2 separate regions of the Mus musculus genome follow, and region 1 is linked to region 2. A link is a loop called in an ENCODE intact Hi-C map of the cell type or tissue named here. Cell type or tissue: heart. All regions are shown on one strand. Each heading gives the region's core, and the rest is flanking DNA. Links, peaks and the distances in the headings are about the cores only.

Region 1 (8,339 bases), core at 151-8,150, 160 kb before region 2:
TGCGTGTGCATGTTCACATGCATGTGTGTGGGCTCATGTGGTGGTCAGAGGACAGCTTTCATGAGTGGGTTCTCTCCTTCCACCTTAAAATCTGGGGATCAAACTCAGGTTGCCAGCTTTGCCAGGCAAGGGTCTATACCCGCTGGGACATCTTGCCCATCCTGGTTTGCTTTTCCGGGAATCAAGTGTTTTACTCATTGACCATGTCACTCATAGTCCCTTGGACACAAAGCAAATGCATGAACAAGTATCTTACTTGTCACTATGAGGAGGAGGGTGGGAGGGGGCAAAGAAATTGTAACTAGACAGAACTCACCAAGCAGGGTCAGATGCCCACTGTACGGTCTTGTAGGAACATGCCTAAAACTGTTGGGCTATCCCTAATTCTGAGCATTGAGTAATCCAGTGTAGATAGGGTCAGGTCCAATGTGGCTTGCCATCATGAAAGTCTTAGAAAACGCATCCTAACCGTATGGAATGTTGCCTCGCCCTATGTAGCTCACTTAGTAGCAGCCCATCAGTTGCTGTAAGATCACATTAACTTCTTTCAGATGATATTTGCTAAGGACAGGGTCTTACTATTGAGCTCTGGATGACCCGAAATTTGATGTATATAGATCAGGCTAATCTTGAACTCAAAGATCCACTTGCCTTCCAGAGTGCTAGGACCACAGGCTTGTGCCACCTTACCTTACATCTTTAATAGTTCTTCAATTGTCACTATTCTATTTTTAATGGATGTATCATTCTTGTTCCCAATGCATTGTGGTCATATCCATCCCTCACTCCCCTCTCTCATCCCTTCCCACTCACTGGCCTCTTCTTCTCAACTAGTCCCCTTTCCACCCTCATGCCCTCAATTCCTTTCTGTTTACTTGTTTGTTTGTTTGTTTGTTTGTTTGAGGCTCTGTGCAGGCAATTGCAACAGCTGTGTGCTCATGATTGTCTACAATATCTGCATATTGAAGCAGCAATAGCACAAATACATGGCTACCAAGCTGGCTGCCAGGAGCATATGTTGTTGTAGGTGTGAAAATGTAGCTCCTTATTTATTATATACATATATTATTCCATACATTATATCTACCCCATCTCATATCATTTGTCATATTTTATAGGACAGGGCATTGAACTTGCCATGTATGTAATATCTCACTATAGAAATTAACCAGGAAATAGAGACAGAAAGCTAGTTCAAGGCCTCAGCTATGCAGCAAATTCGAGGCCAGCCTGAGCCTCAGGGTTGAAGGAGAAGAACGCTGATAGCAAAACATTTCAGAAGAAAAGGCAGAGAGAATGTGAAGGGTGGGGGCTGGGGAGAGGGGCTGTGAAACGCTGTCTTCTGGATGTGATGGAGCCACACAGTCAGGGTCTCTCAGCGTCTAAGGCTGCCTGCAATGGATCTACACAAGACTGGGTCAGTCATTGATCGAGGAACGTCTTCAGAGCCTTACTCCTCTCTGCCGAGCTAGAGGATCCTGACAGATTCTGGGAGATGGGTAGCCATTGTCTTCTGTGGTGTATCTGCTGAGGAAGCCACCAGGTTCTAATAGACAGTTTCAAATTCATCGTCACACAGATGACCCAGTGAAATCCAATGGGCCACAGAGGAAAACAAAAAGCCACAAATGTGGGAAAGAGATGGGGCCAGCAATGGGGGTAGGAAGAGAGATGGGAAAGGGGGATTCGCGTAATCACAATGCGCTTCATGCTTTGACAAGTAGAAAATTGTCACGGAATAAGTTCAAAGAAATTACTTTTTGAAAAAAGAAGTGGAAAAGAAAAAAGAGAAGTTAATTTCAATAGATATATTTATTTAATTAATTAATTAAAATGGTCAAATAGTATAACAATGACATGCCTCATTTTCAAATGTCCATCGTGTTCTTAAAGTCACAAGGATTTTAACAGCTGGACCCATGGCTCAGCCTAGTCACCATGTGAACGGCCACATGCAGCAGGTAGAACGCTGGGAGAAGCTGGGAGAAGCTGGGAGACTCTGGTTACCACGGCTGCCGATAGCCTTTTTTTTTTTCCTCTGATACACCTTTCTCCAGACACCCCAACACGTAGCCAAATTATATTTGTCTTTTGAGTCAACTTGTGTGCAGGCAACAATACTATATGCTATCGTGTGGACCAGCACCCTAGTCTGGCTTTCCCCACTGACAATACAGTGGGGTATCACACATCTGAAACACAGGGTAAGCTGGAAGACCACTAGCTGGCGGGGCTGGGGTGTCTACTACACCACCTGTAGCCACCACCCTCTGAGCCTTCCTGCTCCCCACTAAAGTAGTGACAGTACTGAGTTCTGCTGGAGAAACAGGCTATCTCTTAGTGGGAACGTCCAGTGGTTTCTGCTTTTTATCTGTCTCTAGGCTGTACCTGTGGGGAAGCTTAAGCAGCCGGGTAGCTTAGTCCAGGACTCGAGTGACCTGCTTAATCGTTACAGAAAGCACTTTCAACCACTTGAATTGAAGTCCTCTGAAGAAGCAGGTGGGGTCTCTTTGCAGCTCAACAACCTGCCCATCACCAAAGTTCTTGGCTTCCTGCTTCTTCAGGAAAGTAGAGACTGGAGGAGTCACCCCCTTCCCTGGGTCTTGCTGCTTGGGTATAGCAGAGGGAACGAAGAGAGAATTGTCCCAAGGGTAGAATTTTTTTTTTTTTTTTTTTTTTTTTTGGTTTTTCGAGACAGGGTTTCTCTGTGTAGCCCTGGCTGTCCTGGAACTCACTTTGTAGACCAGGCTGGCCTTGAACTCAGAAATCCGCCTGCCTCTGCCTCCCAAGTGCTGGAATTAAAGGCATGCGCCACCACGCCCGGCTCCAAGGGTAGATTCTTAATGCTGAACGTTCTAAATGAGATGAATGGAACTGGATGTAACACAGACTTGCCTGTGGTCTTGAGTGAGCCCACCTCACAGACAGCTCTGTTGATGTCGGGACTGTTCCCAGTGTCACACTCTAGAGCGTAAATTGAAGGAATCCAGCAGAGATAGAGACTGTTGACTATGTTGGTTCTATATCAAATGCCTAAAATCATTCCACATTATTATAATTATGATATTATAATTATTGCCTGGAAGTAAACTATTTTATCTATTTAGTTTTTATATTCCACATGTTCCTTTGGGATCAAATGGCATTTCAGATCAAATGTCTCTCCCTCAAGTCAGACTGTATCTGTCCACTAGATGGCAATGGAGGCCCACAAACATCTTTAGACCAACAGGCCTAAGAATTAACTTTCTGGTCTGCTTTAGACAGCAGATGCTGGTGAGTATGTGGAGAAAGAGGAACACTCCTCCGTTGTTGGTAGGATTGCAAGCTGGTACAACCACTCTGGAAATCAATCTGGAGGTTCCTCAGAAAATTGGACATAGTACCACCTGAGGACCCAGCAATACCACTCCTGGGCATATACTCAGAAGATGCTCCAACATGTAAGAACACATGTTTCACTATGTTCATAGCAGCCTTATTTATAATAGCCAGAAGCTGGAAAGAACCCAGATGCCCCTCAACAGAGGAATGAATACAGAAAATGTGGTACATTTACACAATGGAATACTACTCAGCAATTAAAAACAATGACTTCATGAAATTCTTATGCAATTGGAGGATATCATCCTGAGTGAGGTAACCCAATCACAAAAGAACACACATGGAATGCACTCACTGATAAGTCAATATTAGCCCAAAAGCTTTGAATACCCAAGATAAAATTCACAGACCACATGAAACTCAAATAAGAAGGAAGACCCAAGTGTGGATGCTTCAGTCTTACTAAGAAGGGAGAAAAATAATCACAGCAGGTGGAGGGAGAGAAGGATTTGGGAAGGAGAGAGGAGAGGGATGGAAAAGGGGGCTAGGATCATGTGTGGGATGAGACAGCAGAGATGTACAGAGGGTTAGGAAATTGAACAGAGGTGTGTGGCCATGGGGTTGAGAAACTGGGGATAGCCACCAGAAAGTCCCAGATGCCAGGAAAGCAAGAGCCTCCTAGAACCCAATGAGGATGAGATTAGCTGAAATATCTAACAAAGGAGAGAACCTGTAGAGACCATATCCAGAGGTTAGGCACGGCCCTCAGTTGAGGGATGGGCCACCCACCTATCTCAAAAATATTAAGTCAAAATTACTCCTGTCTAAGGAAATACAGGGACAAAGAGTGGAGCAGAGACTGAAGGAAAGGCCATCCAGAGACTGCCCCACCTGGTGATCCATTCCATAGGCAGACACCAAACCCAGACACTATTGCTGATGCCCAAGAAGTGCTTGCTGACAGGAGCCTGATAAAGCTGTCTCCTGAGAGGCTCTGCCAGAGCCTGACAAATACAGAAGTGGATGCTCGCAGCCAGCCAACCATTATCGGACTGGGCATGGGAAACCCAATGGAGGAGTAAGAGAAAGGACTGAAGGAGCTGGAGGGGTTCGCAACCCCACAGGAAGAAAAACCATATCAACCAACCAGACACCCCCCACCTCAAGCTCCCAAAGACTAAACCACCAAACAAAGCGTACACATGGAGGGACCCATGACTCCAGCTGCATATGTAGCAGAGGATGGCCTTAACTGGCATCAATGGAAGAGGAGGCCCTTGGTCCTGTGGAGGCTTGATGCCCAGCATATGGGAATGCTAGGGTGGTGAGGTGGGAGTGGGTGGGTGCATGGGGGAGCACCCTCATAGAGGCAGGGGGTGGGATGGGGTTTGCAGAGGGGAAACTGAGAAGGGGGTAACATTTGACATGTAAATAAATAACCACTTTAAAAAACCCTCATTTTTAGGTGAGAGTGGTAGCTCATGTCCTTAATCCTACACTCAGCAGGCAGAGACAGACAGATCTCTCTGAGGTCAAAGCCAGCTTTATCTACACAATGAGTCACAACTATACAGTGAGACACTATCTCAAACACCAAATCAAAGGGTTGGAGAGATGGCTCAGCGGTTAAGAGCACTGACTGCTCTTCCAGAAGTCATGAGTTCAAATCCCAGCAATCACATGGTGGCTCACAAACATCTGTAACTGGGATCTGATGCCCTCTTCTGGTGGGTCTGAAGGCAGTTACAGTGTACTCATATAAATAAAAATAAGTAAATCTTTAAAAAACAAAACAAATAAAAGTAAGTCTTTAAATGGAAGAGAATACTTGCATGTTAAAGCCTCAAGTGTTAATCTTTGTGTAGAAGACCTTTTAAAATATTTTTAGAATTTTTTATTTTAGAAATCTCAATTTAATTTTTAAAAGCCCATTTAAAATGAGATATGTTAGTAAGTAATTTTAGTAACTTAGCTAGGTTAACATTTTCTGGTTCTTATCTTAATTAAATCAAACTAGATTAACCACCATGATTAGTAAGTTTGGTAAGGTGGATTTTGATTAGTTTTTTTTTTTTTCTGTGTGTGGAACGTTTGTTTTGTTGGGGAGGGGGCATGCTTTTGGAGGTGGGGTGTTTAGTTTAGGGGGCTGTTTTGTTTTGATGCTGTTGTCCCAGGTAACATTCTTTGAAGCGCCTAGCTTGGGAACGGATAGAAAGTTCTATTCCCTGAGATACTTGCGATCTCCTCCTTTGCAGACCCAGCTATGACTTAGAGGAGAACTTTGTTCATGGGCAGCAGCGGCAGCTGGAGACAGGACATCAGTGCTGGACTCTGAAGTCTTTGGGGCAACTCCCCATTCTTCATGTGAGACTCCTATTAGTAGTGCATGGACTTGACGAAGAGTATTCGGATTTCAGCTGTGCCGTGTGTAGAGTGATTTATTTTTTTCAGTTGTCTACATTATACGTAAATGATGTGCTAATTTATATAAAATAAGGCCTGAACATGGTAAATGCTCCCCCCAAATGGGAACGAGGTATGAAAGATGCCACAATGAATAAGGTAAAAGCTATCAAGCACCACTCCCTGACATCTAACTAGGACCTCCATATGCACATACTTAGACACATGAACCAACACCCACATAAATGCACATGTGTGCACCACACAGATCCAAACAGAAAATAACCCACACAGAAAACTTCCACAGGTTTGATAATGCAAGTACTAAACTATCACATTGTACCTCCAAAATATGTACAATTATTATGTGTCGATTTTGAGAGAGGATTTGATCAGCACATTATAGGCAAGTATCAACTTTCACACAATATCCCAAAAATGTACAATTATTACATGTCAATTTTTCAAGGAGCTGTTTTGTAAAATAAAAACAAACAAGAGCCGGGCGGTGGTGGCGCATGCCTTTAATCCCAGCACTTGGGAGGCAGAGGCAGGCGGATTTCTGAGTTCAAGGCCAGCCTGGTCTACAAAGTGAGTTCCAGGGCTATACAGAGAAACCCTGTCTCAGGGGAAAAAAAAAAAAAAAAAAAAAAAGCCTAGTATGATGGCTTACCCCCAACAATGCCAGCACTTAGAAGGAAGAGGCAGGGGGATTGCCCATAGATTTGAGCTGCATTTCATTTCTCAAACCTGCCTGTACCTAAACAAAAATGAACATGAAGTTTTTTTTTTTTTTAAAGAAAAAGAAAAGAAAGAAAACAAATACGTGAGGGACTCGGAATCATTCCATGCATGAGTATGCTGTGGTGGTTGAGAGTAGTAGAGGAACCAAGTTCAATTCCCAGACACCTGCATGGCACTCACAGAGTAACTGCAGTTCCAGGGGGATCTAAGACCCTCTTCTGGCCTTGATGGGCACTTCACAAATGTAGTATGTATGATATTCTCTCTAAGTGAATTGATATTTTTAACAATTGTTTCTTAATTCTTTTTTTCCACAAATTTCTGTGTATAGACATTTTGTCTGCACCATCTGCAAGTCTAGTGTCCTTGGAGGGCAGAGGAGAATTCTGCGGACCCTGGGTGTCAAGGTCACATAGCTGATTGTGAGGAGCCGTGTGGGCACTGGGAATTGAGCCTGTGTGCTCTAGAAGAGCAGCCAGAGCTCTTAACATGCTATCTCTCCAACCAAGGTTGGCTCTTTCTTTCTCTCAATATGTAGCTAAGGCAGGCCCTGAACTCATGGTCTTTCTTCCTCCACTTCTGGAGTTATTAGGATTTTAGGATGTGCTACCACCATACCTGGCTTGCCATTTTTTAAATCTGGAATTATTTTGATGGGGGAAGGTAATAAAGATAGTTCAATGCAGGCTTAAACTCGAAGATTAGAAGGCAGGCATTTGACAGATAAGATGCACCCAAGATTCTCTGGGAGTGAATCATAGGAAGTAAGACAAACCTCCAAGTGTGGTTAGGGTGCCTCAAGGGAGAGTTGCTAAATCTGGTGGGGTTTTGGTTTTGGTTTTGGTTTTGGTTTTGGTTTTGGTTTTGGTTTTGGTTTTGGGTTTGGGTTTGGGTTTGGGTTTGGGTTTGGGGTTCTTTGTTTTTGAAAAAAAATTAATTTCACCTTTCTTTGCACACCTAAAGTTTATTTTATTGTATTTTTTAAGGTTTTTTTTAATGCATATGAGTGTTTTTCCTGAATGTCTGAATGTGCACCACAGGCATTCCTGATGCCCGTGGAGTCAGTTCCCTGGAACAGGAGTTACAGATGGTTGTGAGCCACCGAGTGGATATGCTGGATCAAATCCAGGTCCTCTGGAAGAGCATCAGACCTCTTAGCCACCAAACCATCTCTCTAGCCCTGAATTTACCTTTTCAAAATGAAAAAAAAAAATGTAAACAAATTCTCTATCATTCAAAATGCCCTTGGACTTGCTGTCTGGGGGTGATCGTGTGTCAGGTTCTCCTGTTCCCAGATAATGGCAGTAGAGAGCACACACGATGATTGTAGGACTTCTGCGACATTCCGGGCCCCTTAGGTGGTGTTATGGCTACAAACTAAGAGTGTTTTTACAGAAAAGGAAGACAAGGACGTTTGAAGCCAAACCAGGCTAGTCTGAGGATTATCCTCAGTCCCTCAGCTGTCCTCAGATCTGAGGGGATCCACTTTCCGAAAGTTGAAACAAGAGTTGGAGGCCAGCCTGGACTACACAGAGAGTTCTAGGCTAGCAAGTACTACACAGTGAGACTGTTTTCAACAAACAACAATAACAACAACGCATTCTATATATCCACCTTAATTCATCACTGACAAATCAAAAGAAACTTGAAAGTTGTAGTAACACAAATTGTTTGAAACAATTAATAAAAGCAGAGAACTTTAAAATTCATAGTGAAAAGTCTATATTATAATCAAGCAACCCATTTGAAATGACTAAATCTGAAGAGAAAAGAAAAATGTTACATCATCTGTGAAAATCCATTTTCTATAGTCAGTTTGTAACCTCCCAAAATTCATATATTGACGACTAACCCTTTCCTCCCTGTTG
Region 2 (8,319 bases), core at 1-8,000:
ACCCCTGGGTATTTTGGGTTGAGGTAGCTTCGGCTCCCTGCCTTCAACCTCTCCAGGGCTGGAGCTGTGCTTGGCTTACTTCTCTGCATCACCTTTCTTTTCCCTGACATATATTCACTTCCTTTATGGAGTTCCAAAATCTTCCTCTGTTGCGAATAGTCTATTGTCCCTTAATCTGACCCTGCGCTGGCTCACACAGAAGCAGGCTTTAGTCACAATGTGATCTGAAAGTTCCCTCTTAACTCTGCTAGTCCCTGAACAAAGACAGGTTTCCCTTTCATTGTCTTCTTCAGTGTTAGCTTTCACTGTAGGGGACTTTGTTCCCCTTCTTGTTGGATCTCGGTACCTCCCTCCCTCCTTCTCTCTTCTTAATTCCTTTCTCTCCTTCCTGTTCTCTGGACCGTTTTTTTCTGGTTCTTTCTCTGCACATTCGTTACTGCTTTACAGAAAACCTGTCCTTTGCTGAAAGTGTTCATCAGACCTCAGAGCTTTCTTCTTTCCCTATTTGTAATCTGGATTTCCTTCCCTTGTCAAGAACTCACACAGGCCATTGATTTACGACTGTGGGGATGGAACCCATTCTCATTCGATTTTAGAGGAAATGCTTTGCATTATTTTTCCTTGGTATAACCTTAGCTATCTGTTGCACAGAGCTTTTATTATGTTGGGGCTAGAACCCTCAGTTCCTTGTTTGTTCAAGGCTTTTATCATGAAGAGGTGTTGAATTTTTCTAAATCCTTTCTCTCCAGCTATTGAGCCCTTGATTGAACTTGTATGCTTTTTTGTGCTTGTTGATTTCTGTTTGTGGATTCTTCCTTGCATATCTGAAATAAAAATCTATCTGACCATGATGTATGATTCTTAATGTGTTGCTGAATTTGGCTTCCACCTATTTTATTGATAACTTTGCATTTATGCTAGATTTTTAGATTAGATAATTAGATTAGATAATTAGATATTTTAAGTCAAGTCCTTATCTTGTTTTTTATTAGAGCAATATTGGTGATATGGAATGAATTTAGAAACTTTACTTCCCTATTTCATGGGCTAGTTTAAAAATCACCAGTGTAATATATTTGAAAGTAGAGTAGGGGGGCTGTTGAGATGGCTCAGTGGCTAAGAGCACTGACTGCTCTTCCAGAGGTCCTGAGTTCAATTCCCAGCAACCACATGGTGGCTCATAACTATCTGTAATAGGATCCAATACCCTCTTCTGGTGTGTCTGAAGACAGCTACAATGTACTCATAAACATAAAATAAATAAATAAATCTTAAAAAAAAAAAGAAGAAGAAGGAAGAAAGCAGAGTAGAACACAGCAGTAGATCTATCCAGCCTTGAGCTTTTCTTTGTTGGAGACTACTGCTGATTCAATCTTATTACTCATTTTAGACTGGTTTATTTATACCTCCTTCAATATTGGTAGGTCATACATGTCTTGAAATTTATCAGTTTCTTCTAAATTTTCCAATTTGTTAAAGATATTCTGAAAGTATTCCTCACTGCGTCTCCAGATGTCATTTCTATGGTAATACAGCTCATTTTTGCATTTTATTGTTCTCTTGATTAATTTGGCCGAAGGCTCGTCAGCCTTGTTCTCCCTTGTGAGGACCAACTTGTCTCACCAACCCATTGTTGCTCTGGCCTGGCTCATGAATCCCACCTTAGTCCTTGTTGCTTCACATCTACTAACTTTGGGTTTATCTTGTCTCTGTTCTTCTAAGCCCCAATGGATAAATTACAATGACATGTGTGACCTGCCAATATTGAAACAAGAAGATACCAAGAGCCTAGAAAGCGGGTCTGTAATGAGCAATAAGATTGGGTTGCTTCTTTGAGACCTAACTTTTTAATGTGGTGCTCAGTTATGACCGACCCTGCAGCGCTCTATCCACGGTTCTGGGAAGCAGTGGTTTCATTTCAGCTGGCTGAGGGCCTCTCCATTTCCTCCCCGATTCTGTCCAAGGACCACTTACTATTCAAGCGTCTCTGGTCCAGTCTCCAGGGTGTATAGTGTGTGCTTTGCTTCTTACTCCTGGTTTCTAGTGTAATTCTACTGTAATCATTATGATCGGGTAAGCTGCAAGGAATTCTTTCTTTTTCCTTCTTTATATTTGCTAACTCTTTCTCTTTAGAATAAGTGGTCTGTTTTAGAGAAAACTCCATGGCCTGGCCAAAAAAAAAAAAAAAAAATGTATACCCTATAGGTTTTGAATAAAATATTCTATGGTAGAGTTTAACTTTGAAATGTCTACTGACTTTTTGGATTAATATGGCTTTTTGATTAATATGGATTACATATAAAATTCAAAGACATTCACATACCCATAAACACCACACACACACACACACACACACACATACACACACACACACACAATGTGTGTGTGTATGCATGGTGAGGTTGTAAAAATATGTTTTATACAATTTTTTGAGGCAGGTTCTCATTTTGTAGCCAGGACTGGAGTTATGAGCTATGTGACCTGGCCTGGCCTTGAAGTCATGGTGACCCTCCCATTACTGTATCTGGACTGATCTGCCCCTTGTTGCCCAATGGTGTTTATGAACCTGGGTGCATCAATGTTCCATATATATATATATGTATATATATATATATATATATATACATATACATACACACATGCACATATATGTGTGTGTATATATAGATATTTGTAATTATTATATCTAAATAGATTGTCTCCCTTATTACTATATAATGATTTCCTCTGTTCTTCCTAATTTTGGTTTGAAACATGCTTTGTCCTATCTCACAACTGCTCTGTCAGATCCTATAGCTCATGTCCTATCCCATACTGCTGTCAGATCCTATAGCTCAGGGGCTGCTCTTTTGTGTCCGTTCATTTTTCTCCCCATGTACATCGTTGCCATTGAGGTTTCTTGGAAACAGGTATTGCTTTTAACCCATTCAGCCCATCTCCATCCTGAGACCACACACATGCCCATATGTGATGTTTTTAAAGCCACCATAAAGTCACAATACGAAAGGATACAGGAACATCTGACCCCCAAAAGTTGAATTTTAAACCCACTCTCTGGTTACTTACCACTACAAATTGACTTTGGACGAGACTGGTGATCAACTAAATCCTGGTGGACTAAGGAACAGCGGGGGCAGGCCCAGACCAGAGCTCAGCCAACCAAGCTCAGGGACTCAGATTTCATGGCCTGGACTTACCTAGAGAAAAACCGCGTGGTAAATGCCTACGGTCTCTCTTACCTTTTCTCAGAAGAGCCAAGTGGAGAGCATATGACTGAGTTGGAAAACACCAAGTCCTTGGTTCACAGACTATTCACTATCCTGCATTTAGAGGAGATCCAGAAGAGACGAGAGCGCCATCTGATGGCGAAGATCGACCACCTGCAGGAACAGCTGCGGCCCTTGGAGCAGGTGGGAAGGCTTCCTAGCCTGTCTGTGTGCAATTGACGCAAGCCTTTTGTTAAGGAGTGAGTGCCTGTCACGGGAGCGTTGGGGTATTTTGTGTATGCTTATTTTCTCCTTCAGTCTGAAAATGGGCTGTGAGCTGCGACCTGTGAGACGAGTACTATCTTCCTGGTTTTGAGATGAGGGCACAAGGCAACCGAGGTGTACAGCTAGTGTGTGGCAGGTGATCTGACCCAGAGCTGGGATCTTCTGCCTCCTCAGCATCACCAGAAGTCTCTGGACAGCAGACTGTTAAATGGGATATTGTAGAGTGCTACATCTCAGGTTTTATTTCTGCCTAAGAGAACTGTGGGTGGCAAGTTAGTAATGGCTCAAAACCTATGGGTCTTTTCTCCAAACTATGGGGGAAAACACAAACAAAAACCCTGATTGTTATCTATCTATCTATTGATTGATTAATTGATTGATTGATTGATGAATGGGGTGTGGTCATCTGTTTTAAGGGAAAACTTGAATTCTTTAAGCTGTAATTCCACTTATAATATTTAAAAAATGGTTAGAGGTAAAGGAAAGGGGAAATGGGGTGGGGGGAGTTTATGGAGGGGGAATTGGGAAGGGGGACAACATTTGAAATGTAAATAAAATAATTTAAAAAATGGGTCTTCGTGTATGACTTGAAACTCTAGAAATGCAGTAATTATCTCCAAAGGCACTGGGAGAACGGTAGAGATGCACTTTTTTGGTTTTGTTTTTTCTGGATTATTTACCCACGTTTTGCTTTTTAAGAAATGATATTCTGGGTACGGTGGTGCCTGCCTTCACCCAGCACTTGTGGGGCAGAGGCAGGCAGATCTCTATGAATTCAAACCCAGCCTGATCTGCACAGCAAGTCTGGGGAAGACAGCTCCATCTACGAGATGACCCTGCTTCATTTCACAGGACAGAGTGCATCTCTGCACAGAGTGCCTGAGAGATGAGTCACAGAGTGGCCTTGGAGGGACAAAGAAAGAGGCCCAGGATTTCACATGGGTTTCAAAACCAGCTTATAGGCTTCTAATTGTAAACCTCTTATAGTGTTCATGGGTTTTGGTTTTGGTTTTTGAGACAGGGTCTCTCTGTGATCCTGGCTGTCCTGTAACTGTTTACCAGGCTGCCCTCAGACTCAGAGATCCTCTTGCCTCTGACTTCTGAGTGCTGGGATTAAAGGCATGTGACACTACGCCTGGCTAGTTTGTTTTCGACGAGCAGATATTACCTTTATAACTTAAAAATGTTAATGTACTGATTTGGAAATAAGCCATTGTTATATATTTCATAAATGTCATTTTTCTACCTACATGACCTCTTCAAAGCAATGCAAAGTGTTCACTGGTTCAACTGCTTCTTCTTGGTTTTGTTTCTCCCTTAAGTTGGCAAACTCATAAACCGAATGGTTTTCCCTTCCTCCAGGTCAAAGCTGCAATAGAAGCCCGGTCGGAAGCCAACACCAGTGGTCTCCTGTGGGCCGGCTTAGCTCTGCTCTCCGTGCAGGGCGGGGCGCTGGCCTGGCTTACTTGGTGGGTGTACTCCTGGGATATCATGGAGCCAGTTACCTTCTTCCTGTCGTTTGCGAATTCCATCGTCTTTTTTGCATACTTCATCATAACCCGGCAGGTGGGTAGTTAGGAAAATGGTAAGTCAGAATGGCTTTCTAAAACAGTTGTTCTCAACCTGTGGGTCATGACCCCACAAGACCCTTTCACAGGGGTCACCAAAGATCACTGGAAATATCGGAGATTTACATTATGACTCATAACTAGCAAAATTACAGTTATGAAGTAGCAGTGAAAGGAACTTTACGGTTGGGGGTCAGCATTACACAAGGAAGTGTATTGAAGGGTTGCAGCATTAGGAAGGTTGGGAACCTACTGGTCTAAAGCTTCGTCATCCAGGCAGGCAGTGTCTTGGTTAGAGCTCCTATTTCTGTGATGAAACACCATGACCAAGAGCACCTTGGGGAGGGAAGGGTTTACCTGGCTTATATACCCTAAGCCAGTCCTCTGAGGGAAACCAAGGCAGGAACTCAAACTGGGTAGGGACCTGGAGACAGAGGCTGGGCAGAAGCCAAGCGGGAATGCTGGTTACTGGGTTGCTCAAGTGCTTTCTTACAGCACCCAGGACCACCAGCCCAGGGGTGGTATTGCTGGTGCCGCCCTCAATTGAGCCTAGCCCTCCTGTATCGCTAGTTAAGAAACTGCCCTACAGGCTTGCTGATAGCCTGATCTAGTTCTCAATTGAGGCGCCTTTCTCTTCAGAGGACTGTAGTTTGTGTCAAGCTGACATAAAACTAGCTTGCCCAAGCAGCAAGCAACAAACCCTTTTATTTCCTGAGTCTTTTAAAGTTGTTCACAAGGTTGACTGGAGTCTTTACAGCATCAAAAAAAATTAATTCTTACAGATGAAGGAATATAAACACATGAACTCCTCCGTTGGGATAAATGAGTCATGTTCCCTACACATTAGTCAACGACATCGAACTTGGGCTACAAAAATTAGTTATTCTCAGTAACTAGTTTTGTGCCAAGGTTGCCAAAGCATCCCACTTTCGCCAGAATGTACATTTTCTTGTCCCAGTTTGTCTGCCTGTAAGAGGTGCTCTCAACTCCCATCATGCCCTGCTCTGACGGCCACTGTAGATACCTATGGCCCTTCCTCTCCCCACTTTGCCACGATGTGGCTGAATTAGTATCTTCATTTAAACGATGATGCTCCGCCGTCTCCTCTCTCCTTCAGAACTACACATACTCATCCCTCCGGAGCAGGCAGTTTCTTCAGTTCTTCCACAAGAAATCGCAGCGGCGGTGTTTTGATGTGGAACAATACAACAAGCTAAAGGAAGACCTTGCTGAGGTACCTTACTGAGAGCACATATCTGAGCTGGTTCTGTTTGGGAGACAGGGAAACGCGTACAAGGCTGAGATTTTTTTTTCATGGATTGTTTAGCCAATCTTTGGGATTGATTTTTGTTTTTTTTTTTTAAGAATATGAATTGGGGAAAAATGGCGAAAGGGAATTAATTCCCTGGTACTTTATGAAGCCATAAACTCATCTCTTAAAAAGGGATCCATAAAGCTGGGTATAGTGGCTTAGACCTTTGATGCATCCCAGCACCAGGGAGTTCTTGGTGAGTTCAAGGCTAACCTGTCTACATATTTAGTGTCAGGACAGCCAGAGATTTACAATGAGGCCTGTCTCAAAAGAAACAACTGAACAAACAAAACATCAAAAGATTCCAACAGGCATTGACCTCAGTGACTTCAATGTCTTCTTGCCCCAAGGAGATGCTGAACATGTACGATTCCCCTCAAACATCAATGCTGATGTCTCTTATTTTCTCTGACCTTGAGCTTTCCCCCCTCACAACAGGCTACAGAATCCCTGGAAAGCGTGCGCCGCTCCCTCCGCTTGCGAATCCAAGGAGAGGAAGCCAGCGAGAAGAACTAGACACACACTTTAAACTCAGCAGGCGATGTGCTGGTCTGATAGCTTACCAACTGGATGTTTTTAAGGTCTTGTTCATTTCCGCTTGACGTTTTCATACAGTTTGGTTAATAAATTTGTGTGAAACAGCAAAGTATTCATTGACAACCGCACTCCAGCTGGTTTGACAATCCGTGTGTCCTGATGTGTCAAATGGCCTGTGCACCCCAGCAGGGCTGCAGCTACCCAAGCTCCTCCCCAGCTGGCTACACATGGGGGGAAAATGATGGGCGTTAAAATGGCCAGCATTGGCATGCGTCCCCTTGGAGTACAAACTTGAGCCACAGCGTGAGACCCAGTCTCAAGAAATAAAGTTCACGTTAATAACAAGAACCAAAGTCTCACGCTGTGGCTCAAACTTGTACGCCAAGCAATCCTCCTGCCTCAGTACAGGTGTAAGTCCTAACGCCCGGTTTCTTTTTGTTTTTTACTGTGCAATAGTTGTATGGCCATAACACTGTATCGACGGTACAAATGCCCCACTAGCCATACTGGTTCCTCCTCAACTGCTGGCGAAGCAAGGCACCTAAGGCATTGCTTTTATACCAGCAAATTACGTATTCCTGTTCTCAAAGCCCCACTAGAACCCTTAACCAGCAGGTTAGTGACGAAATATTAGGATTCAAAAATGTGTATGTTAACAAGAACCTTAAAGGAAAACTAATTATACTGTTAATTCAATCGTCTGCTAAAAATGTCACGATCTTCAGTTTTAGGTTACTGTAGCATCCCATTTTGGTAGATGTTTTGCCTACAGTGGTCAGGACTCACTGCTTGCTGGCCTACAGTGTCATGTAGTACACATGACATGGCTAGGTGTCATGTCACATGTCTTTTTCAGGTAGCTATCACTGTGTATGTGCCTATAGGGGTTGTATGTACCTAGAGTGGCTAATTATTACTATACATGTGCCTGTATGTGGTTACATGTCACTATATACTATATTTCATCCTCAGAGTGCCATAAAATAATTCTGAAAGGTTTATTGTTTCCAAAATGGGAATTAAAGCCACATATAAAGTTTACCTTGATTAGAGGTAAACAAGATAGTAAATGAATACATGACCAAGTCAAATAGGCCCACTATAAATCACATAAACATAGGAATTAGAAAGTGTCAATGAGTTCTTAGACATTTTATTACGCGAAAACAATCTCAGTCTAGAGTTTCAAAAGTCTTTACAAACATTATACAGTAAACTCATATAAACAGTGTCACAAAAGGGGAGGCAAAGTAGTTGGTATTTAGAGTAATCTTACAGTTTACTAAAAATGTAATAAATGTAGTAGACATTGATGCATAGTAATTTCCTGAGGATTATTTTTAGCCCTTCCACCACGTCCAACATGATTGAAAAGTAACAAATATAAAACATTACTTTTCTATGGCATCTA

What was found. Hi-C counts contacts between places; a loop is a spot of excess contacts. Peaks named below come from ENCODE experiments on the same cell type or tissue, not always from the same donor. Only the 100,000 strongest peaks of a DNase experiment are listed, where the experiment ranks them.
Region 1: a loop joins it to region 2, with 8 times the contacts of the local background. A loop is called at or near these places in 36 of 42 quality-filtered maps.

The regions. Positions count from the first base shown.
Region 1 is chr3:130,074,856-130,083,194 of GRCm38, reverse strand. No RefSeq gene overlaps it. Among named protein-coding and RNA genes, the nearest start is that of Sec24b, 18 kb to the right of the region's middle. In heart, for the core only: CTCF peaks have their summits at 3,183 (motif pointing right) and 5,066 (motif pointing left); no DNase peak of the experiment used is centred there; H3K27me3 peaks cover 223 bases.
Region 2 is chr3:129,913,677-129,921,995 of GRCm38, reverse strand. It overlaps Casp6 (caspase 6), which reads right to left. Exons shown (of 7, transcript NM_009811.4): 7 at 7,884-8,319. It overlaps Mcub (mitochondrial calcium uniporter dominant negative beta subunit), which reads left to right. Exons shown (of 8, transcript NM_025779.3): 5 at 3,250-3,410; 6 at 4,854-5,057; 7 at 6,177-6,293; 8 at 6,810-7,036. The coding sequence ends at 6,887. Among named protein-coding and RNA genes, the nearest start is that of Gm40150, 11 kb to the right of the region's middle. In heart, for the core only: a CTCF peak has its summit at 3,365 (motif pointing left); no DNase peak of the experiment used is centred there.